Regions from separate parts of the Homo sapiens genome. Here region 1 is linked to region 2. Evidence: read pairs that join two places in POLR2A ChIA-PET (ENCODE). Cell type or tissue: Panc1. All regions are shown on one strand. Region 1 has its middle 75 kb from the start of SLC35F1. Region 2 overlaps GOPC (golgi associated PDZ and coiled-coil motif containing).

Region 1 (5,000 bases), 230 kb after region 2:
CCCACACTGCCAGGATTTTTTTTTCGGCGGGTCGCGGCCAGGGGGGCGGTGGGGATCGTCTCCATCTGGGATAGGCAGTGCTGCAAAGTTTGCTACGCTGGAGCTGGGGCAAATCTGGGTGTAATGCACCATCTAGTGCTGAAACTGAGGCAGTGACCAAGCAAAAAAAAAAAAAAAAAAAAAAAAAAGAAAAAAATGTATTCAACAGGTATATTACACAGAAATCTCTAGGCAAACATACCCAATACAAATCAAAACAAACAAGACAGAGAAGACTGGAATAAATAATCCTTTCATGCAAAGACATAGACATACATACATGAGAAAAATAGCAGGTGGAAAACCATCATCTCCCCAAATGGACAAAGTAAAGAGCCAGTAACTAAACCTAACTAGATGGTGATGGGTGGGCTCTCTGGTCACAATTCAAAATGGCAGTTTAAAAAAAACTCACTTATCTCCAATACCATCCAGAAAATCATCTCAGAAATTTTTCAAATAAATTTAACAAAGAGATTGTAATAAAAAATCAAACAGAAATCCTGGAACTGAGAAATATAATTGCTTAAATGCAAAATTCATTAGAGGCTCTAAACAGCAGAATGGATCAAGCAGAGAAAACTGGTGAGCTCAAAGACAGGTTATTAGAAAATACAGAGTCAGAGAAGAAAAAAGAAAAAATAATGCAAACAAATTAAGAACACCTACAAGATATAGACAATTACCTAAAAAGAGGAAATCTAAGAATTATTGGTGTTCAAGAGAGAGCTGAGCAGAAGCATGGGGTAGAAAGCTAATTCAAGGAAATAATAACAGAAAAATTTCCAAAACTCGAGAAAGATAGAAATATCCAGGTACAGGAAGGTCAGAGATCACCAAACAGATTAAGTGCCAAATAAAACTACCCCATGGCATATAATAATCAAACTCTCAGGGGTTAAGGACAAAGAAAAGTTTCTAAAGCAGCAAGAGAAAAGAAGCAAATAACATATAAACGAGTTTCAATTCATCTGGCAACAGATTTTTCAGCGAAAATCATAGACCAGGAAAAAGTGGGATGACATATTCACAGTACCGAAAGAAAAAAACTGCCAATCAAGAATTCTGTATCCAGCAAAGCTTTTTTTTTAAACATGAAGGAAACAGAAAGTCTCCCAGAGAAACAAAAGCTGAGGGAATTCATCACCACCAGACCCATTTTCTAAGAAATGCTGAAGGGAATTCAATCTGAAAGAAAAAAAAAAACAAAAAAACTAATGCACAAAAGGAAAACATTTAAAGATATAAAACTCATTGGTAAAGGTAAGTGCACAGACAAACTCAGAATACTCTAATGGTAATTGTGGTGTGCAATCTACTTGTGACTGAGGTATGAAGAATAAAAGACAAATATATCCAAAAAATAGCTACAGAAACTTGCTAAGAATTACACAACATAAAAATACATGAATTGAGACAACAAAAAGTCAAAATATGGGGGTTGGAGTATGGAGTTAAAGTGAAGAGTCTTAAAAGTTTTTTCCATATTCATTTGCTTAATTATTTTCTTTGTGATGAAAGATAAGTTGTCATCTGTTTAAAATAATTAGTGATATGTAGAAGATTTTTTGTAAGGCTCACAGTAACACAGAGCAAAAACCTATAATAAATACACTAAAAATAAAAAAAATGAATTGAAACATGCTACCAGAAAATCACTTAAGCACAAAGGAAGACAGTAAAAAAGGAAGAAGAGAGAAGATACAAAACAACCACAAAACAGGTAACAAAATATCAGTAGTAAGTCTTACCTATTAATAACAACGTTAAATATAAATGGACTAAATTATTCAATGAAAAGACATAGATTGGCTAAATGGATAAATAATCAAGACCTAACCATATGCTGCCCACAAGAAACTCACTTCACTCATAAAGACAGGTACACTAAGAGTGAAGAGATGGAAAAAGATATTCCATGTAAATGGAAACTGAAAAGATTAGGAGTAGCTATACTTAGATAAAATAGAGTACAAGTCAAAGACTGTAAAAAGAGACAAAGAAGGTCACTGTACAATGATAAAGGGGTCAGCAAGAGAACATAACAACAGGATCTATATTGTTTAAAATTTAAAATTTAAACTATTTATATTATATTTATAATATTTTATATTTATTAAATATTAAATATTTATATTTATATTAAATAAATTTTATATTTATAATATAAAATTTAAAATTTAAACAATATAATATAAATATACCCATGTATATAAAGCAAACATTAGTAGATCTAAAGGGAGAGGTAAATTGTGGTTCAATATTAGTAAAAGACTTCAATGCTCCATCTCAGTAACAGATCATCCAGAGAGAAAAATCAAGAAACATTGAAGTTAAACTACACACTAAACCAAATGGGCCCAACTGACACTTACAGAACATTCAACCCCACTACTGAAGAATACACATTTTTCTCATCAGCACATGGAACATTCTCCAGAATAGACCCTAGGTTAGAAAACAAGTCTCAAAAAATTCAAAAAAGTTGAAATCATATCAAGTATTATTTCTGGCCACAATGGAATAAAACTGAAAATCAATAACAATAAGAACCTTGGAAACTAGGCAAATGTATGGAAATTAAACAACATGCTCCTGAACAATCAATTGGTCAATGAAGAAAGTAAGAACACGATTTAAAAATGTCTTGAAACAAATAAAAATAGAAATACAACATATCAAAATCTATGGTATACATCAAAAACAATGCTGAAATGGGAGTTTATAGCAATACATCCTTATCGAAAAAGTAGGCTGGGTGCAGTGGCTTGCACCTGTAATCTCAGCACTTTGGCAGGCTGAAGTGGGAGCATCACTTGAGTCCAGGAATTTGAGACCAGCCTGGACAACATAGGGAGAACCCTGTCTCTACCAAAAATAAAAAAAATAGCTGGGCATGGTGGCACCAACTACTTGGTAGGCTAAGGTTGGAGGATCACTTGAGCTTGGGAGATCAAGGCTGCAGTGAGCTGTGATCATGCCACTTGAACTCCAGCCTGGGTGACAAAGTAAGGCAGTGTCTAAAAAAAAAAAAAAACAACAACAACTAAAAAGTAAAAAGATTTCAAATTAACAAGCTAATGATGCACCTCAAAAAACTAGAAAAACAAAAACAAACCAAAGCTACAAAAGCTACATTTAGTAGAAGGAAAGAAAGAATAAAGGTCAGAACAGAAATAAATGTAGTTGAGACTAAAAAAAATCTGCAAGATTAACAAAACAAAAATTTGGTTTTTTGAAAAGATAAACAACATTGACAAACCTTTATCTAGACTAAGAAAAAACCCAAATAAATAAAATCAGAAACATAAAATGAGACATAACAGCTGATACCACAGAAATACAATGAATTATTAGAGACTACTATGGAAGACTATACACCAACAAATTGGGAATCCTAGAAGAAATGGATAAATTTCTGGACACATACAACTTACCAAGATTGAATCTTGAAGAAATAGAAAGCCTGAGCCTATCAATAACTAGTAATGAGATCAAAGCCATATAAGTTCCCCATTGAAGAAAGAAAGCTCAAGATCTGATGGCTTCACTCCTGAATTCTACCAAACATTTAAAGAAGAAGCTGTCTCAATTCTACTCAAATTAAAAAAAATTAAAATATTGAAGAGGAAGGAATTATACCTAACTCATCCCTGACTCATTCTATGATGCCACTGTTCACCTGTAAGGACACAAGAACAAAAGAAGACTAGAGGCCAATATTCCTAATGAACATAGACATAGACATCCTCAACAAAATATTAATACTAGCAAACAGAATTCAACAACACATTAAAAAATTATTCACCATAATCAAGTCAAATCATTTCAGGAGTGCAAGGATGGTTGTACATAGGCAAATCAATGTATATAATACACCACATTAACAGAACCAAGAACAAAAACCATATGATCATTTCAATAGATGCTGAAAGAACATTGGATAAATGCTTCCTTCTTTACTCATTTTGCTGAGCATTATCATAAAGGGATGCTGAAAAAAACATTTTTTTCAGAAAAGAAGAAACATACCTCAAAACAAGAAAGGCCACATATGACAAAACTATAAGTAACATTATAGTGAATGAAGAAAAATTAAAAACCTTTTCTCTAATACCTGAAACAAAACAAGAATGTGTACTTTTACCACTTTCACTCTACATAATACTAGTTGTCCTAGCCAGAGCAATCAGATAATATAAAGAAATAAAGGACATCCATGTTGGAAAGGAAAAAGTCAAATTATCCCTGTTCCCAGATGACATGATCTTATATTTAGACCTAAAGATTCTGCTAGAAAAGTATAAAAACTGATTCATGATGTTAGTGAAATCACAAGGTAGAAAAATCAACATACAAAAATTAGTATCATTTATATATGCCAAGAGTAAACAATCAAGTAAGCAATCCCTTTCATAAAGCTAAAAAATATAAGATACTTAGAAATAAATTTAAACAAAGAAGTGAAAGATCGCTACAAGAAAAACTATAAAACTCTCGTGAAAAAAACTGAAGAAGACACAAAATTGGAAAGATATTTTATGCTCATGGATTCCAAGAATTAATATTGTTAAAATGTCAATACCACCCAAAGTAATGTACAGATTCAATGCAATCCTTATCAAAATACCTATAACATTCTTCACAGAAATAGAAAAAACAATCCTAAAATTTATTTGGAATCACAAAAGACCCCCTAATAACCAAAGCAATACTGAGCAAAAAGAACAAAGCTAGGGGCATCACACTACCTGATTTAAAAATATAAAATAAAACTATAGTAACCGAAACAGCATGGTACTGGCATAAAAACAGACACATAGATTCATGGGACAAAAATAGAGAACCCAGAAATATATCCACAAGTGTACAGTCAACTCATTTTTGACAAAGGTCCAAGAACATCCATTGGGAAAAGTGGTGCTGGGAAAGCCGTAACAGAAGAATGAAACTATACTCCT
Region 2 (5,000 bases):
TTTCATAGTGGTTGGTGGTTTACATTCCCACCAACAGTGTAAAAGTGTTCCCTTTTCACCACATCCGTGCCAACATCTATTTTTTTTTATTTTTTTGATTATAGCCATTCTTGCAGGAGTAAGGTAGTATTGCATTGTGGTTTTGATTTGCATTCCTCTGATCATTAGTGTTGTTGAGCATTTTTTCATGTTTGTTGGCCATTTGTGTATCTTCTTTAGAGAATTATCTATTCATGTCCCTAGCCCTCTTTTTGATGGGATTGTTTGTTTTTTTCTTGATTTGTTTTGAGTTCCTTGTAGAGTCTGGATATTAGTCCTTTGTCGGATGTACAGTTGTGAAGATTTTCTCCCACTCTGTGGGTTGTCTGTTTACTCTGATTATTTCTTTTGCTGTGCACAAAGTTTTTAGTTTAATTAAGTCCCATCTATTTATCTTTGTTTTTGTTGTGTTTGCTTTTGGGTTCTTAGTCATGAAGTCTTTGCCTAAGCCAATATCTAAAAGGGTTTTTCCAATGTTATCTTCTAGAATTTTTATGGTTTCAGGTCTTAGATTTAAGTCTTTGATCCATCTTGAGTTGATTTTTATATACGGTAAGAGAGGAGGATCCAGTTTCATTTTTCTACATGTGGCTTGCCAATTGTCCCAGCACCATTTGTTGAATAGGGTGTCCTTTCCTCACTTTATGTTTTTGTTTGCTTTGTCAAAGATCAGTTGACTGTAAGTATTTGGCTTTATTTCTGGGTTCTCTATTCTGTTGCATTTGTCTATATGTCTGTTTTTATACCAGTATCATGCTGTTTTGGTGACTTTGGCCTTATAGTATAAAGTCAGGTAACCTAATGCCTCCAGGTTTGTTCTTTTTGCTTAGTCTTGCTTTGGCTATGTGGGCTTTTTTTGGTTCCATATGAATTTTAGGATTGTTTTTTCTAGTTCTGTGAAGAATGATGGTGGTATTTTGATGGGAATTGCATTGCATTTGTAGATTGCTTTTGGTGGTATGGTCATTTTCACAATATTGATTCTACCCATTCATGAGCATGGGATGTGTTTCCATTTGTTTGTATCACCTATGATTTCTTTCAGCAGTGTTTTATAGTTTTCTTTGTATAGGTCTTTCATCTCCTTGGTTAAGTATATTCCAAAATATTTTAATTTTTTTGCAAGTCTTATAAAAGTGGCTGATTCTTGATTTGATTCTCAGTTTGGTCACTGTTGGTATATAGGAGGGCTACTCACTTGTGTACATTAATTTTGTATCCTGAAATTTTGCTGAATTCATTTACCAGTTCTAGGAGCTTTATGGATGAATCCTTAGGGCTTTGTAGGTATACTATCATGTCATCAGCAAACAGCAACAGTCTGACTTCCTCTTTAACCATTTGGATGTCCTTTATTTCTTTCTCTTGTCTGATTGCTCTGGCTAGGACTTCTAGTACTACATTGAATAGAAGTGGTGAAGGGGGGCACATTCTTCAGATAAAAAGTTTCTCTTTTTTCTTCCACAGTGCCACTACTATTCCAATCAATGCCTATGATTCTAGCATAGCCATGATCAAGTGGCTCATGACAGCAAAAACTCACAAGCATGTGGAAAGTGTGAGAGATGTGAGCAATTTGAAATGGCACCACCTCAAAATACACTGATATTCTCTGCTATTCCATTCTCCTCAGATATGACTCTTCCCAAATATTGCTATGGCAAAAAGCAGTCACATGGATATCATTTGTATTTAATTTTAAGATGTAATCTATGTTCTCAAAAAACTAAAAATAGAACATATACACTAGGGATATATGCCCCCTAAAAAGGAAATCAGTATCTTGAACAATATGTGCACTCCCATGTTTATTGCAACACTATTCACAATAGCCAAGATACGGAAGCAATCTATATTTCCACAACAGATGAAAAGATTAAAAAAAAAAAAGTGGTATATATACACAAAGGAATACTACTTAGCCATAAAAAAGAATGAAATCCTGCATTGAAGACCACATGGATGAGCTTGGAGGACATTAAGTAAAAATAAGCAAGGCACAGAAAGATACATAATGCATGTTCTCACTCAAATGTAGAAGCTAAAAAAATTGATTTACCAGGCATGGTGGCCCATACCTGTAATACCAGCATTTCGAGAGGTTGAGGCAGGAGGATCTCTTGAGCCCATGAGTTCAAGACCAGCCTAAGCAACATAGTAAAACCCCATCTCTACTAAAAAAAAAAAAAAATAAAATAGAAAAATTAGCTGAGTATAGTAGCTCATGCCTGTAGTCCAAGCTACTTGGGAGGCTGAAGCAGAGGGATCAACTGAGCTGGGAGTTGGAGGCCACAGTGAGCTATGATTGCACCACTGCACTCCAGCCTGGGTAACAGAGTGAGGCCCTGTCTCAAAAAAAGAAAAAAAAAAGTTGACCTCATAGAAGTAGAGAATACAACAGTGGTTACTGTTAAGTTGGGAAGGGTGAGGCGGGTAGGAAGATGTTGGTTAACACAGCGGTCACCAATGTTTTTGGCATCAGGGACTGGTTTTGTGGAAGACAATTTTTCCACAGGACAGCGTGGGGATGGTTTCAACAAAAGACATTAGACTCTCACAAGAAGCTGGCAACCCAGATACCTCGCATGTGCAGTTCACAACAGGAACAGGATTTGTGCTACTATGAGAATCTATATGAGAATCTAGTGCCACCACTGATTTGACAGGAGCCAGAGGTCAGGCTGTAATGCTCTCTTGCCCACTGCTCACCTCCTGCTGTTCAGCCAGTTCCTAAGAAGCCACGGACCAGTACTGGTCCACAGCCCGGGGTAACAAAATTATGGCTAAATAAGAGGAAAAAGTTCTAGTATTCTATAGCACCATAAGATGATTACAGTTAATAGTAGCTTAATGTATATTTTCAAACAGCTAGAAGAGCAGGTTTTGAATTGTTTCTAACATGAATAATGTTTGAGGTGACAGATATGCTAATTACCCTAATTTCATCATTATTATGTGTATCCAAATACCACACTGTGCCCCCTAAAAAGATGCGACTATTATGTCAATTAAAAATAAAAAAGAATAGCCCTAATAGCCTATTCAAGTAAAAAAGTAACCTATGATTTTTTTGCAGCAAAATTTAATATTTTAATAATAAATATAGTGTTTAATGTTAACTACATTATAAATTACCCAAATTGGAGGTATCTGTTTCTTCATTATATAAAAATATTTTATTACAGTAATATGATTAAAGGTATTAACCTCTGAAACCACTGAATGTCACGTTTGTCATATTAAACCATAAGTGGTTTCAAATATGTCTTAATGTCCATATAATTAAAACAATAGAACAAATTCAATCCTTTTCCTAAAAAGTAAAAAAGGGCAAGAAAATATGGAAATTGTTTCAAGCTTTCAAACAATATATGGAGCAACCACTGAAATTCTGTAGATGGAACAGCAGCAAGTCTACTTTGAAAGGCACTGCTGACAATGAACTTCTTTCCACAGCAATACACAATTGATTCCATAAAAACGGCAGAAGCTGCTAAACGTGTACAGATTAACATCAAAGACAAACAAGTTGACTGTAACTGAAAAAACACAAACAAATGAACAAACAAACCAAAATCATTAGGATTTTTCCCCTCCCCATTTTCCTATGATCTTTAAATCAACAGTTTCAAGCATAAAAAATATGCTCACATTGTGATATGCTAGCATTTCCTATTTTGAGAAACAATGCAACCTCCTAAACCAGGACATAAAGTCAGAATGTGTGATTTTAATTTCTGAAAAAAGAACATGCATAATTTATTACAATTCTGAATACTCATCTAAAATATTTAAAGACAAAAAAAATGGAGCACAGCCTCCTACTGAGAAAATTATCCTTCCTCCCAATTTCAATTTTTATATCTGACATCAAATCCCTGTTTAAAGTTTCCTTAGGTCATTTTAAAAATAAATAAAATATTGTTTCATTTTTAAAAAGTTGTTAATGCCCAGTTGATACTGCAGTTGTAAATGATATGAAATTTCTCGTGTGATGTTTTAGTCCACTTTCTGTTTCTTATAACAGAATACCAGAAACTAGGTAATTTATAAAGAAAAGGAATGTATTTCTTACAGTTATGGAGACAGAGAAGTCCAAGGTCGAGGGGCCAGATCTCGAGAAGTCGAGAGCCTTCTTGCTGGCAGGGGATCTGTGCAGAGTATGGAGGCAGCATAGGGTGTCACATGGCAAGGAGGCTGAGCATGCTAACATGCTTACTCAGGTCTTTCTTCCTCTTCTTATAAACCACCAGTTCTACACTCCTATGATAACTCATTCATCCATTTATCCAATAACAAATCAATCTATAAGTGGATTAATCCATTCATAAGAACAGAGTACTCATGATCCAGTCTCCTCTTAAAGGCCCCACATTGGAGATTCAATACTGTCACATTGAGGATTAAGTTTCCCATACACGAAATTTGGGGGACACATTCGAATTATACCATGTGGTAAAGGCTACTCTTGATCTTTGTTGTTTAAAGCTAGAGAACTAATGGCCAGGCACAGTAGCTCATGTCTGTAATCAAAGCACTTTGGGAGGCCAAGGCAGGAGGATCACCTGAGGCCAGGAATTCAAGACCAAACTGGGCAACAAAGCACTCCATCTCTTTTTTGAAAAAAATATAATAAGATAAAATAAGATGAAATAAAGTTAAAGTACTATTTCTAGAAAACATTAAATGCAATTTCACTATCTGAGAAAAATAGCTTTCTTGTGGAAATTACTACCAATAAAGAAATCAAGAGATGTTTTCATTTACCTACAGTAAGAAGTGATTACCTTCATATTAGCACTTTCTAATCTTTTCAAAAAGGATAGAAGAAATTAACAGTTCTCGCAGTGGAGAAGAGCCACAATTCTTGGATATGTAAATCTATGTTAATCAAAGATTAATTATGCCACATATTTCATGGCTAATAGGAGAGAAAGAATGCTGACCACTAGGCAAGGAGA

What was found. ChIA-PET counts read pairs that join two places held together with the same protein. Peaks named below come from ENCODE experiments on the same cell type or tissue, not always from the same donor. Only the 100,000 strongest peaks of a DNase experiment are listed, where the experiment ranks them.
Region 1: POLR2A ChIA-PET joins it to region 2 with 7 read pairs; 2 of 35 experiments call an interaction of 5 or more read pairs at or near these places.

What each region holds. Positions count from the first base shown.
Region 1 is chr6:117,829,931-117,834,930 of GRCh38, forward strand. No RefSeq gene overlaps it. Among named protein-coding and RNA genes, the nearest start is that of SLC35F1, 75 kb to the right of the region's middle. In Panc1, a CTCF peak has its summit at 100; no DNase peak of the experiment used is centred here; H3K4me3 peaks cover 121 bases.
Region 2 is chr6:117,595,982-117,600,981 of GRCh38, forward strand. All of the region lies in intron 1 of GOPC (golgi associated PDZ and coiled-coil motif containing), which reads right to left. Among named protein-coding and RNA genes, the nearest start is that of GOPC, 4.0 kb to the right of the region's middle. In Panc1, no CTCF peak of the experiment used is centred here; no DNase peak of the experiment used is centred here; H3K4me3 peaks cover 1,039 bases; H3K27ac peaks cover 1,570 bases.